4 separate regions of the Homo sapiens genome follow, and regions 1, 3 and 4 are each linked to region 2. A link is a contact called in ENCODE Hi-C or POLR2A ChIA-PET data. All regions are on one chromosome and are shown on one strand. Each heading gives the region's core, a stretch centred on a gene start or an enhancer-like site at or near the end of the contact. The rest is flanking DNA. Distances are from core to core; before and after follow the strand shown. Region 1 has its middle 3.4 kb from the start of GPR25. Region 2 holds the start of DENND1B (DENN domain containing 1B). Region 3 holds the start of RGS2 (regulator of G protein signaling 2). Region 4 holds the start of KIF21B (kinesin family member 21B).

The links. Hi-C counts contacts between places; a loop is a spot of excess contacts on that map. ChIA-PET counts read pairs that join two places held with the same protein, here RNA polymerase II (POLR2A). Pooled maps may share reads with other maps.
Region 1: a loop to region 2 is called in a map with no recorded cell type, with 9 times the contacts of the local background. The contact joins the enhancer-like site here to the promoter of DENND1B in region 2. A Hi-C loop is called at or near these places in 2 of 37 single-sample maps with no recorded cell type and 2 of 50 pooled maps.
Region 3: a loop to region 2 is called in a map of naive thymus-derived CD4-positive, alpha-beta T cell, with 10 times the contacts of the local background. The contact joins the promoter of RGS2 here to the promoter of DENND1B in region 2. A Hi-C loop is called at or near these places in 1 of 168 maps with a recorded cell type or tissue (naive thymus-derived CD4-positive, alpha-beta T cell) and 7 of 50 pooled maps. POLR2A ChIA-PET finds 5 or more read pairs at or near these places in 1 of 52 experiments (CD8-positive, alpha-beta memory T cell).
Region 4: a loop to region 2 is called in a map of CD4-positive, alpha-beta T cell, with 26 times the contacts of the local background. The contact joins the promoter of KIF21B here to the promoter of DENND1B in region 2. A Hi-C loop is called at or near these places in 1 of 168 maps with a recorded cell type or tissue (CD4-positive, alpha-beta T cell) and 9 of 50 pooled maps. POLR2A ChIA-PET finds 5 or more read pairs at or near these places in 1 of 52 experiments (BJ).

What each region holds. Positions count from the first base shown.
Region 1 is chr1:200,867,876-200,871,200 of GRCh38, reverse strand. No RefSeq gene overlaps it. Among named protein-coding and RNA genes, the nearest start is that of GPR25, 3.4 kb to the left of the region's middle. Within about 2 kb of position 1,285, at least 2 of the 41 ENCODE cell types and tissues checked have a DNase peak (open chromatin) inside an H3K27ac peak, as active enhancers do.
Region 2 is chr1:197,774,120-197,777,375 of GRCh38, reverse strand. DENND1B (DENN domain containing 1B) reads left to right here and starts at 1,896. Exons shown (of 23, transcript NM_001195215.2): 1 at 1,896-2,237. The coding sequence starts at 2,221. RefSeq lists an enhancer at 679-728 and silencers at 1,103-1,397, 1,689-1,888, 2,039-2,548.
Region 3 is chr1:192,807,482-192,810,779 of GRCh38, reverse strand. It overlaps RGS2 (regulator of G protein signaling 2), which reads right to left and starts at 1,741. Exons shown (of 5, transcript NM_002923.4): 1 at 1,599-1,741; 2 at 513-614; 3 at 349-410. The coding sequence starts at 1,708. RefSeq lists silencers at 488-547, 2,055-2,264, 3,201-3,290 and an enhancer at 1,505-1,724.
Region 4 is chr1:201,022,249-201,025,514 of GRCh38, reverse strand. KIF21B (kinesin family member 21B) reads left to right here and starts at 1,801. Exons shown (of 35, transcript NM_001252102.2): 1 at 1,801-2,172. The coding sequence starts at 2,132. It overlaps LOC101929305 (a long non-coding RNA gene), which reads right to left and starts at 1,566. Exons shown (of 4, transcript NR_188464.1): 1 at 1,430-1,566; 2 at 1-11. RefSeq lists silencers at 1,076-1,233, 1,585-1,944, 2,345-2,394 and an enhancer at 2,999-3,266.

The DNA of each region.
Region 1 (3,325 bases), core at 36-2,535, 3.1 Mb before region 2:
AGGTTGTAATTATTTGTGTCTGAAATAGATCATGAGCAGTGGGGACAGAAATGGGAGGGTATATTCAAGAGATAATTGTAACATCATAGGTCTCACAAAGAGGAGTCAAAGATAAGCCTGGGGTTTCTCTGCTTAGGGACTATATGGACGCTGTCCCCTTAACTGCCAAGAACACAGAGAGGCACATGTGTGTATGTGTTCAGTTTGATGTTGAAGTGGGGTCATGAAATAATTTATCATCTAACCAGGATGTTTCTGAGAGTGAAAGGGGCACTATCAGAATTAACCTGGGCCGTAAACCAGGACTATTTTGGGCAAACTGGGACATAAGGTCACCCTCGCTCAGGGTCCCTCTGGCACACGGAGATCCCCAGGAAGGATTTGGAAAATGGTCTTAGAGGCCGGGCGCAGTGGCTCACATCTAATCCCAGCACTTTGGGAGGCCGAGGTGGGTAGATCACTTCAAGTCAGGAGCTCGAGACCAGCCTGGCCAACATGGTGAAACCCTGTCTCTACTAAAAATGCAAAAATTAGCCGGGCACGGTACGCGCAAGTCCCAGCTACTCAGGAGGCTGAGGTGGGAGAATCGCTTGAACCCAGGAGCAAAGGTTGCAGTGAGCTGAGATCAAGCCACTGCACTCCAGCCTGGGTGAAAGAGCGAGACTCCATCTCAAAAAGAAAATGGTCCTAGAGCTCACAGAGGGTTGGGTATGCAGTGTTTAGGCTGCTCCTGTCAAGAATTTCTCCCACACCAATTACAAGATGGGCAGGGAAGAGAAGAGCCTAGGGAATGAATGGTCTGGACCTTCCCTTCACTGGCTTTTCAGCCTCCGGGCTTGGTTTTCCCCTGAAGACCCACCCCAGAGCCGCTTTTCTAATGTCTGAGCATGTGGTTGCTGGTGAGCGGTGCCCACATCCGGGGTGGAGTAGGGGGCTGCAGCCTCCTCCCCTAGAAGGCTAGCAGGGGCAGTGCTTGCCTGCCAGAGCCCAGAGACCATCAGAGACAGACCCAGTGTTGCTGGACTTCACCCCTTCAGGCACACCTCAGTCTGCGGGCTCAGAGAGTGTGAGTGATCCTGAAAGCTAGAGATGAACAGCAGAGAAGCCGCCGGGTGAAAACAAAGAATGGGGCAAGCAGACCAAGAGGGGAATATAGGAAGGGGGTTGAGGGGAAGTAGAAGTAGGTTATTTTAAAAATCACAGAGCTACTTGCTTCCTGGGCCATCATCTCATACCCAAGGGAAGTCTGTGGCCCAGAGCATATGCTGAATTTTCTCTGCTGAGGCCTGGGTGCTGTCCATGGGCCTTACTGAACTTGTCTGGATGAGAAGAAACAGCAAAGGTCAGAGCCAGGGACACTGCCTTAGGCCCGGTCTCCTGGGGTGCCCAGCCCGGTTTCAGTGACCAAGGCCAACTTCACAAGACTGCTCTTTCACCCTTCAGGAGGACTCCCCACAGGATTACACACAAGTCAACTAATAGAAACACTCACCCTTACAGGCTGGGAATCCTGGCCATGCTCTCTAACAGGTGTGGACAAAGCAGAAGAAGTCTTCCCTCTTCCTCCATCCCACCCCTGGGAGCCTTCTCTAACCTCCATCCCTAAGAGGACTTCCTCTCTCTGCACTGCTGGAGCCAGGGCAACTGTTACGTGGCTCCGTCTTGCCTTGCCCATGGGATTATGAACTTCTCAGGGCGAGGGGGAGCTTCTTTCTACTCATCAGGGTGATTAGCACAAGCCTGAAAACAGAGGAGATACTTTAAATAAATATCCAATGCTTCGGGCTAAATTGTTTTCGAGAGTAGGTTTATTTCTGCCCCTTTACAGGTTATATTTAAGTTCTTATAACTTATTTTTTCTAATTTTAATTTTTCTGTACAAAGAATCTTAACATTTTAAGTAAATTGTATTTGCCTTTTTATGTTTAATCATAAAAGCCATCTAATACATTACAGAATAAAGAAGTAGTCGTCATCTTGGACCTGCTACCCCTACACAACCAAACTTAGCCAGTGAAGGACATTTTCAAAAGTATTTATTTGTAATCTCATTATTTTTAGATTTTCTATTTTTAAATATTCCATTTCAGATATTCTTCACATTTTTTACACAGGTGTTTCAAAGTCGTATCTGTAATTAGAGTGTACACAGTATTCTCAATTAATATCATATAAATCCACATGAGTCTATGTTGCTTAATTTTCTAAACCCTTAAATATGGATATTTAGGATGTTTCTAGTATTTTTAACTGTTATAGAAATTTGTAATGAATAATTGCACTTATGACTTTTTTATATTGTTTTTATAACATAAATGCTCTTGTATAAGTACATATAAATATGTATTTATATACATATAAATATGTACAAATATAACATATTTATATAAATATGTATAAATATAACATTTATATAAATATGTTGTAAAACACGTTATAAATACAAATTTTGTAACAAAGGCAATGAAAATTTTTATTGCTTGATACAAATGTTTACAGTGATTAGCAGTTTAGAATGTCACTGGCATTGTATGAGAGTATAAGGTTCAACACAGTCTTCTTAGAGATGTTCATCGGTAACATATATTTTCCATTGTAATAGGCAGTGAGGTAAAATGGTACCTCATTTCAATTTGCACTTGTTTATAAATAAGATGGAAAATCTATTTATTTCCTAAGTGAACCATTCTAATCATGTCCTTCACATATTTATTATAATCTATGTATTTCTTATTAATTTGTACAAACTATATATTTAGGATGAGTCATGATTTATTCCACTTGATTCAAATATTTTTCCAAATTCTTTTCTTAGCTATTATTTATTTTAGTTTGACATTTTCATATAGTCAAATTTGTTGCTATTAGCAATTTCAGAGTTTAGAATGTTACTTTCTCTTTGACAATGTAAGAAGATTCAGTCTGTCATTAAAAAATAATTTTCATTAGTATTTTAAAATTTACCTGGTGTGTAATCGATGTTTTCATATTTCTATCCAGCTTTCCTAACATCATTTATTAAATTTAAAATATATATTTTTAAAACCTTGCTCTGTGTTGTGACATAGAATTTATTATATGCATTTCTTTTTTTTATTATATGCATTTCTTTTTTTTTTTTTTTAATAGACAGGGGCTTGTTCTGTTGCCCAGGCTGCAGTGTAGCCCAGTGTGATCATAGCTCACTGCAGCCTCAAATTCTTCAGCTCAGGCAATCCTCCTGCATCAGCCTCCTGAGAAGCTGGGACTACAGGTGCACAGCACCATGCCTGGCTAATGTTATTTTTTACCTTTTGTAGAGACACAGTTTCATTATATTGCCCAG
Region 2 (3,256 bases), core at 647-3,146:
GTGTAGTATTTCCCTCGATGTACTTAACATAAATGGAATGAAGAACAATTTTATACTGTTCAAGGGTATGACTGTCATTTAAAATAAAATCCCAACAATGGATGAGGAAAACAATTGTATTATTATCTCCTCACACCAAATTAAAAAGTCCTCAATATGGTCACCCCAAGTAGGGTTCCTTTCTTTGGAAATAATTAATTATAATGAAAGGAGAAGTTTGAGAAATTCAGTAACAGTTGGGGCAGAAGTGGCTTTTAGCTTACGAATTTTTTTTTTCAAGGCTTTGGAGTATGGTCACTTATGCAGAAAAATCTTTATTTGGGAAAAGAAAACTTATGTAGTATAGTTTGCCTAATTGTGAAACTGAAATTCACAGAATAATTTCTCAAAAGATAATACAAATTTGTAGCACCTGTTTTACTTGAACATCACACTGCTCATGTGATGTACAAGTAATAATTCCCATTTTACAAATGTAGGAACCGAGAAACTGAAGTGTCTCACCCCGAGTCAAGCTATGACAACACTTTATGATAAACACATTTTTTTTTTGTTTGTTTGTTTCCCAGTTATGGCCCGTCCTCATTTTTTACTAACAGGCCCATGGCTATACAATATTTCTGATCCTGTTGACCAAGTAGTACCCAATTTTGGCAAGAAAGTTTAAGGTTATATAACTGAGTGCAACTTCAGGTTCTCTGACTCTTGAGTTTTTTAATTCTTAAGACTCCTTTTCTGACTTTTATGTCTTATGACTCACACTACATTCATACCACATTTGGTTTCCTCTCATCATCTTAACTTCTGCATGAATAAAGTCTGAAGTAACCACCTTTTGGAAGAAACACTGTGGCTATGTGTCAAGGGTGGCAGTGTTAGCTGGGAGAAGGCCTTTCCCAGAAGATCTCTGTGTAAGAGCCTGGCCTTCCACAGTCATTTGAATGTCCATCATAAGACTTTTCTACCTGTCTTCTCAGTAGATCCTAAATATGAGACAGCAGAGGAGGGAGACAGGCAATATGAGGTAGAAGTAAATAATCAGCATCAGATAGACCTGGTGTGAACTCCAGCTTTGCCATTACTCCCTGGTTTCTTCATCTGTAAAATGCTGATGAAAGTATCTATCACACACCTATGACAAGTACTGGGTGAGAGTGCACATAACCTGCTTCACATGTGCTTTAGGGCTGTGTAAATCAGTCCCTCCCACGCTTATTCAGTGGTGCCCTCTCTGAACTCGCCTAAACTGCCAGACTATGAGGCCTGCGACTATGTACATGTGTTCAAAAGTTAGTCCTTGGTTATCACTGCAGTCTGTGGTATAGGAATGTCTGCCTCCCACATGCGCAGACAAGTGGGGCACTACCATTTGGCTACTTGACAGGGCTATTTAGCAGGTGCACATGTCTGAACATTCCTGAATCAGGAGGGGGTAGCTCTGGATTTCAGAGAGCTGTAAGCAGGCCACAGCTGGAGTGACGCAAGAGCCAGGGGCATCAACTTGAGCTCTGAATTTGTAGTATGAAATGAAAGGAACCCAAGTCCGTGTGTATGTGTGTGGAAAACACTGCAGGTCGAGGTACTTTTCCAGGTACTTCGCCCTTTGTGGGGTTGCAGCCCCGACGCCCTGGAATCTGGACTGGACCCAGAAAGGAAGCCGGTTTGGTTCATGCTGAGGACACAGGGGGCACCTTGCCTTTCTGGCTAGGTGGCAAAGCGGTACGTGGGCCATCCCAGCAGGCACTAGCGCTCCCCCTGCACCCTCTGGCCGCCCGGGCGCGGGGACCTGGCCCCCGCCTCCTCCACAGTCTCCGACTTGCGAGCCGCACGGCCCAGGTGAAGCCGCTGGGCGCGTCCCCGCGCGCCCCTTCCCCCTCCCGGCGACTTCCTGATTTGCAAGAAGGTGCAGGAGCCGCAGCGGGCGGCCCCGGTCGCAGGAACTGAGAGGCCTCAGCTTTGGTGGCGGCTACCGGCGGAGACGGGGGCGGCGGCCACGCCACCGCTGCTGTCACAGAAAGGCTCTGGTGGGTGGGGTGGGAGGCGGGGAAGTGCCGGGGGCGCAGCCGACATGGGCCCGCCGCCACGGCTGCTGTGAGCAGCCTCTTTCCCTGTGTGGCCGCCGGCGTGGGCGGGGACGGCGCGACCCTCGCGCGGCCGGGCTGCGGGCTTCCAGGCCAGCGCGCGGGGGCCGGACGGACAGCCCCACACCGACATGTAACCATGGACTGCAGGACCAAGTGAGTGGGGGGGCCCGGGCGCGTCGGGGGCGGGCGTCCCTCGGCGGCCCCTCCCAGGCCAGCTCGGCTCCTCCGCGCCTCCGCGCTCAACCGGCTCCCCGGGCGGCCGAGGTTGGCCGGGCGGGCTGGGGGTGCGGTCCGGCCCCCAAGCCTCTGGCCGGCCGGCGGGACGGCGCTAGGCCGCAAAGCCTGCCCGCCCTGCGTCCCCGGCCCTCCGTGGTTGGCGCGGCTCCTCCCGGAGAGGCCACTAGCGCCTTGTCGACGCCCGCCTTTCGGGGGACAGGGGAGGCCGGGCGGCCCCTGACACCGCCGCTGAGGGGTTCTCGTGCTTCCCCCGAGTGTGTCAGATGTGACTCTCCTGGGGCTGCCTGTGTGCGTGTGGTGTCCGGGAGGGAGTCAGCGTTGAGGTTAAGAGGTTATTATTCCGAGTGCTCTCTGAGCATTAAATATAACCGGTGTTTTCTTAAGTCCGTTTGTTACTTTTGTCTTGGATGTTTTCTTATGATTCTGCTTATAAAATTAGATTGGTCTCTGGTGTTTCTTTATGCAGCAACTGTAGATGCATGGTTCTTGCAAAACGGTATCCAATTAGAGGGTACTTTTATGTGTGTGCTAAAGTATTTATCAACGACTACTTTGCTCAGGAGATTAGGTAAAAAGCAATTTTAATAACGGTGGTGATTTTGTTTCTAGGTATCTTAGAGGCATGAGTTTTATATTTTTCTTCTGAAACTTAACTTTGGAAAGAATTCCTTTTTACTTCGCTTACCCACCCTTTACTATCTCCTTCTCAAAAAGTTTAAAATAATGCCATGTATATTTGTATTATTGTGAAAGGCCGTTTGAATTTCACAGAAGTAAAACTGAGTCAATATTTAACTTTTACACCTAAGAGAAATTCTAAAGAATATTAGGGAAAGAGGGAAATTATGTAATAGAATTATTTTCTTCAGTGTGTTTGACATCATGGTGGGCAGGGTAAGTGAGTAAAAATAGTATGCTTCTTGACATTAATTGTT
Region 3 (3,298 bases), core at 492-2,991, 5.0 Mb after region 2:
AAAATATAAGTACTTTGCTGTCAATGCAAAGTAAATATTTATAGGGGAGCCATAAATTCTCTGGGAACTAAGCCTCTTGAAAACATTGTATGCAATGGAAAAACTGACTCAACCTTAACTATAAGCAACTGCCACTTTAATTTGTTTAGGCTGATTTTCTTCCCCACCTGGAGAGAATATATGCATTTATTTGTTAAACCCTGGGAAATAAAGGAAAGAAAAACAGGCTTTATCCTATAGTGACTGCAGTCTAATCCCCCTCAGGCAAGCTGCTCTTTTGTTAGGTGGACGCAGCCTTTCCAGGCTTTTGCGATGTTAGCAATGGCTCAAGCTCAAGAGTTAACTTACATTTGCTGGCTAGCAGCTCGTCAAATGCTTCTGACCACAGCTGTGCTTCCTCAGGAGAAGGCCTGCAAGAGAGGTTCTGTATGTTAGCTTACGCACATCAGAGTTCCCCTTTTCAGTTCAGCAGCTAACTATTGATATTTGCAAGCACAGGATTCTCAACTTACTTGATGAAAGCTTGCTGTTTGCTTTTTTTGCCGGTTTTGGGCTTCCCAGGAGTAGAGGAATTTTGTAAGAAGTAGCTCAAACGGGTCTTCCAATCTTTTAAACTAAAACAAAAAATTAAAAAGATAATTACTAACTAGCAACACTTGAATATGCTACTGCAGCTGAACGCATTTTTACCAAATAAAGTCACCCAGTAACTAGAGACAAACCGCATAAGGCAAAGCAAGAACTCTTCAAATAAGTCTTATCCACCTAACATTTAAACCTCATGTACTGAGCAGTTTCGTCCATTAATCTGACCGTATCTACTAGTTTTACAACTAAGGGCAGGGCTACCTATAATCACTAGGGTATTTTAAAGAATTGTTAATGAATTTAGTTCAAAAGGCAGACACTATTTCTGGCTCACAAAGGGCATCAGTTTGTTTGCAAGGTTAATTACAATTCCGAGACGTTTTGCACTTTAATGAAAAGGACAGACATGGAACTGTCTGGAGCCGGCCCACGCTTCTCTCTTTAGAGCAGGAGGTTCTGGACCACGCCAGAGACTGTACAAAGAGGTGGGTGACTGATTCCCCTGCGCTCTTCCTTCCCCACCTACGACACTTCTTTTAAGCAGACGCTGCATAACAATTATTTGTTCCACATTCGGACTGGGTGAGATCTGCTCTATAATTAAAAAACAAAAATGGATTTTAAACGAGTATATTCAGAACCAGCAAGAGCATCACCTTCCAGTAGCTGTGTAAGCTGATGAGAACTCATCATGCAACGTATGAATGCTGGGGACGCGCTTCAGCCGCAGGATTCTGATGTCATTTTGAATGCAGGAGGACAAAAAGCCAACCCGCAATTTCTTAGCGCATCAACCACCGCCCTCATATCAACTGTCTCCCTCGGTTCTTAAACTGTACCCGAGCATCACCCAGATTTAACCTTACTTAACAAATTGACCTTTTCGATTTTTTTTCCCTGCATAGGCTCAGGCTAGTTTCCTAACGTCAAAGGCGAGCCCGAAAGTACCGCGTTTGCAGCTTGCAGTGTGGGGCAGGGGGTGGCGGGAGAGGGAAGAAAGCCATACTCACAGGGTCCGTTTCATCTTTTCTCGCTTCTCCTCGCTCTTGTGGCCACTGCCTGCGCTCTTGTCCATGGGTCTGCAGTCGTGTTGAACAGCCAAGAACATAGCACTTTGCATTATCGTTCTCCCGCTGGAGCCCCGGCTGTTTGCGGCTGGGCGTGCGTCGCAGCATTTATGAGGCCTCGGCTTGGGGGCGGGGCCTCGCGGCTCCGGCCCCGCCTCAAGAGGACGCGGATTGGTCGGCTGCAGACTGGCACGGGGATGGGTCAGCGCCCGCCGGCGGCAGTCACGGCTGCTGCCGAAGGGTCTCGAAGCCGGGGCGCTGCTGACGTCTGCGGCCCCGGCTTCTTGCGCACTCGGGCCACATAGCAGCGGCCAGCTGGGGCAGGTGTGGGAGCAGATGGAGAGTCTTCAGTGTGGGCCGCTGCGCACGACCTTTTGCTGAAGCGTGGCGGCCGGGCGGGCTCGAGGGCTTTGCGACGGAGGGAGGGAGCCGAAGTTGGCGGCGGCCCGGCGGGGGCGCCGGCGCTCCCTCACCCACCCTGACGGGCTCCCCAGCCCGAGGCCAGAGCGGCGATTCCCTGGCAGGAGGAGGTCGCCCGCCACGAGGCCGGAGTGCAGTGGCCTGATTTCGAATGAAGAGTGGGATTTTTCTTCCTTTTTTGAGCGCGTTCCCTGACCCCGCGCCTCATTTCTTGTTTGCTGTCCTGCTGTAGGACTCATTCGACACCCCCTGGTCTGTGAACTGAGGCAATGGGGAGACCCTCGCCCGTTTCTCTCTGCCACTTAACTTAAGGAAGGAGTAACCTGAAACGTTGATTGCCCAGGGGCAGGGTGGGATCTGCTCTGCAGCTTGCTGGGGCGTCTTGGAACACTTTGAGAATGAACATTAGGGATTGAACAAGAGAAAGTGACTTTATCAGAAGACAGTGCTTTAATTGGGTTTGCATTTTTGATCACTACTAGGCACGTGGCTGGGTCTGTCTATAGGGTCATTCCTCAGGAGTCCTTGGTCACATCTCCTGCCAAAATAGAAATCACAGATTTCCTTATGGTGGGAGAGAAAGCTGCAGACATAGAGATTTCATAGCTGTAATGCACCAGAATCAGTGAGTTCAAGGAGTCAGGATTTCCTCATGAGTCATTCTTGTTGAGTTAGGATTTACCAGAACATTTAATAACTGGCAAAAAGTAGGGGGGAGAATGAGTTAACAGTTTCCTTGATTAAGTTTTATTTGTTAATTCTTCAAGTATCATCTCTACTCCTGAAGGTTTTAAAACGACTTGATTGGTAAAGACAAATAGATTACCTCAACCACAAAATGAGTTGATTTCGGATAATATTACCAGAACTAGCCAGTGAAATGTTTAAGCGGCTTTGCAACCAAGCTGCAGATATTCTCTCTACTTTGTATTCGACTTCTTAAAAGGAAATTGGAAATAATTAATATATTCTTACGGTGAGCTGCCAGTAGTTGGAGCTCCAAGTTTGACTTGGAGGGCAAAACCTGCAGTTATTATTTAAGACAACAGTTGTGGACTTTATTGTGGAAAGGAAAATCGTGTAGATTTCAGTAATAGATACTTTGAAACATGCTTGTTAACTCTAGGAATGCCATTTTTTCTTAAGCATATGCTCTTCCTCTCCTATGCTTTGCATAATAGTCCTACATCTATTTTCACTTTCTGATGACTCAATACGTATTT
Region 4 (3,266 bases), core at 552-3,051, 3.2 Mb before region 2:
ATCTGGGAAGCCTGGAATAAGATATACATGTCCAAATCTGGAGTCTGTTGCTTATATGCTGGAATTCATACATGTGAGGCTCAGTTTCCCCATCTGCAAAATTTAAAAAGAATAAAAAAGCCTAGCTTACAAGGTTATAGGGAAAAAATGAGAATATGTGCATAAAATACCTTGTGTAGGTGGTCCATATGTGTTAGTCTCCTCCCCACGAATTATTTTGGTTGGAAGATGGGGAGGAATGTTGCAGGATATGACTGCAACATTCTGCTAACCTCCTGGTCCAGGAGAGGTGATCCCCTGGCCCCAGGGAGAGCTTCCTCTAGATTCAAATGCTAATAAAAGGTCCAGGATACCACCAAGACCTCTTCTCCAGCCCCCATCATGGGGGCACTGCTGGCGGTGCTCCTCCTGTTTGCCATGGGGATGAAAAGGATGTGTTGATTGGCCCTTGAAATTTGCCCTTGAAATTATCTTTGGTTTTGATTTGACCTTAATAGGTCAAGCCAAACAGGGATCTGAGCTACTGCATGAAGCAGTTATTGGCGGGGAGGGGGGTGTGAGTGGAGGAGGGAAGGGGAGGAAGATGGTACCAACAGATGCATCCTCAGACCCCAGTCCACACCCTTGCCAAAATCTCTGACATGGTTTCATCATCTGAGGGTAATGTAAGAGGCCTGGAGTCAGACTCCCCTTCCTCCCCTCCCCCAGAGATCCCCATCCACATCTGGGGCTGCAGCTGGGTCCTCCTCTTGGGCCCTTTCCAGGGGAGGGAGCTGGGTGAAGTGAGGGCAGCTGGTGAGGGGCCCTGTGAATGGCCCCAATGTTGGGAGGCAGGGGGCAGGGAAGAGGCGTCTGGGCTCAGAGGGAGGGAGATGGACTGGGAAGGGAATTGTGACTTTGCAGCACTGGTCTCCTCCTCCATCCAGGCCCAGCGTTAAAGTCTCCATGGTCCTCCTTGTCCTTTATACCCATTCCTGCAGGCAGCTGCCCTCCTTCCCTTCCCCACCCACTTCACCGCCCAGCCTCTCTACCCAGGTGCTCGGAACTGAGGGCCCCCTTTGTTCCCTCCTTTCCCCCAGGGCAGCTCAGGCCTCCCACACTGACCCTCTGGCCCCACAGCCACAACAAGCAGAGTGTGAGCCAGGCCCAGTGGGGTCATCTGTGGGTCATAAAGGTCAATGGGACAGTCGTCTAGCAGTAGGGAGGGGCTAGTCTTGGGCTAGGAGCCTGGCCAGGAATCAACTAAAACATGAGCTTTAAGATGCTGCAGGGTGGAGGTGGGGGAAATTTTAGTTAGGGGCTAGCAAGAACTCCCTTCGAGAAGGGTTGGCGAATTTACTGGAATAAATGCAGAAGGGAAGCTTTCCTGGCTCTTTTGAACTATAAACCGTCAATCGCTGTGGGATCCCCGGGAGACCAGGGTTCTTACCATGCTTACCCACGAACTCGCTCTGTAACCTTCGGTAGTTCCCCTCTTTGAATCTCAGTTTCTTCATTTATGAAATGAGGGTCCCATTGAAGCCGAGGTTCTGCTACTCCAGGAGCCGAGGTTCTAACGTGGTCTGCGTCCAGCGCCCCCACCCCTACTCCCACCCCTACCCCCACCCCCACCCTTCAATCCCGCCCCCTACCCCCAGCCACCCCGTGGCCGCGAGCCAAGAGGTCCCTTTAAAGGCGCGAGTCCCGCCCCCACTGCTCATTAGGGCTTTCGATTGGCGGCTCCTGGGCGGGGCGGGGCCCGGCCTGGGCTCGGGGCTGGCTCGGGGCGGGCTCGGGGCCGGATCGGCCCCCGCCCCCTTTGTTCGCGCTGCGGCGGGAGGTGGCTGCCGGGTGGGAGGTGTGTGCGCGTGTGCCGCGCCGTAGGGAGCGGCGGGTCGCGCCGCCGGCTGTCAGCTAGCTCCGCGCCGCCGCCCGATGGCGCGAGGAGGCGCGCGGGCCCAGCCCCGGGGGGCCGGCCGCGGGTGAGCCCCTCGGCCTGCCGCCCGCGAGCATGTCACCTCCAGCCGCCGCCGCCGCAGCCTCCGCCAGCCGCGCCCGCGCCCCCGCCTCCCGCAGCCGCAGCCGCTGCCTCGGGCATTGGCCCCCAGACCCCCGCCTCTGATCCACGCCCAGACCCTAGCTCCAGAGGGCCATGGCCGGCCAGGGGGACTGCTGCGTCAAGGTGGCCGTCAGGTAGGGACCCGGGGCGGGGAAGGGGGCGCGCGGAGAAGCCTCGGGCTTTGTCTCGCGTGGGCTTTGGGCGGGGGGCGCGAGCACCGCTTGGGCTGGAGCCTGCACTCCCGGAGGAGGGGCCGGCGTGGGACGGGATGGAGGGCGCCGCGCGCTGGCCAGTCTGCCGCAGGGGAGCGGCGACCCCGCCGACTACTGGAAGGTGGCTTTGTTTGGGTGGTAATTTTGGGCCCCTCTTGGGAGCCCTTAATGATCAGAAAATCGAATAAACAAGGAAATCCGGTATTTCACACCCAGCTCTGGCCCAGGCCGGAGCGTCTGTGCGTTTCCTCTTCGCCTCCCCACGAGGCTGCTGTCTCATACGGGGATACCAGAGAGGGAAATTTCCCCTCATCCATGCGAGTCAGCTAGTTATGTGCTCTTGGTCCAGCTAGCAAAGGCAGCACACCCACCCTGGGAGCCAGATCTGCAGACAAAGATCGGGTGCGGGGACCAACGGAAAAGCTGGGATGATGCCTTGGCCTTCTGTGGGAAGTCAATGGCTTTGGGGGAGAATCCTACCAGTCCTGTCCCAAGAGGAGATGGGCCTAGGAAGGGAGGAAGAGGTGTATCTGAGGTGCTTCTCTCTGAGAGGGCAGGAGGGTGTGATGCAGATGCCCCATCCTCAGGCACTCAGATAAAATTGAGCAGGGGAGGGTTGCCTAGACTTATCTGGGGTTCCATTCTCAACAGCTCCGGGACTTGAGCCGGCAGAAATGAGACAGGGAGAGGACATGGCTGGGTGGGTTCTATTGGGAGGGGTACACAAAGGTGCAGGAGCAGGAAATGCTGTGAAATTGAGCCATCTGTGTTCTTTGTGCTGGGTGGAGATGCTTCACACCTCACCACTTCTCCCAGTTTTTGCTTTGGGTTTTTCTCTTTGAGAGGGGTGTCTTGGCGGCAGAGTGCCAATCTGGAGCTGCTCACCAAGGTAGGGATGTGGCAAGAACATCTATCTCTGCCCCAGCCCTGTATGATGGAGGGGGCGGGGGATTGTCCAGGTCTAGGGTAGGTCTCTCAGGTCTCTAGATCCCTTGGGTCATATGTGACCCAGATTC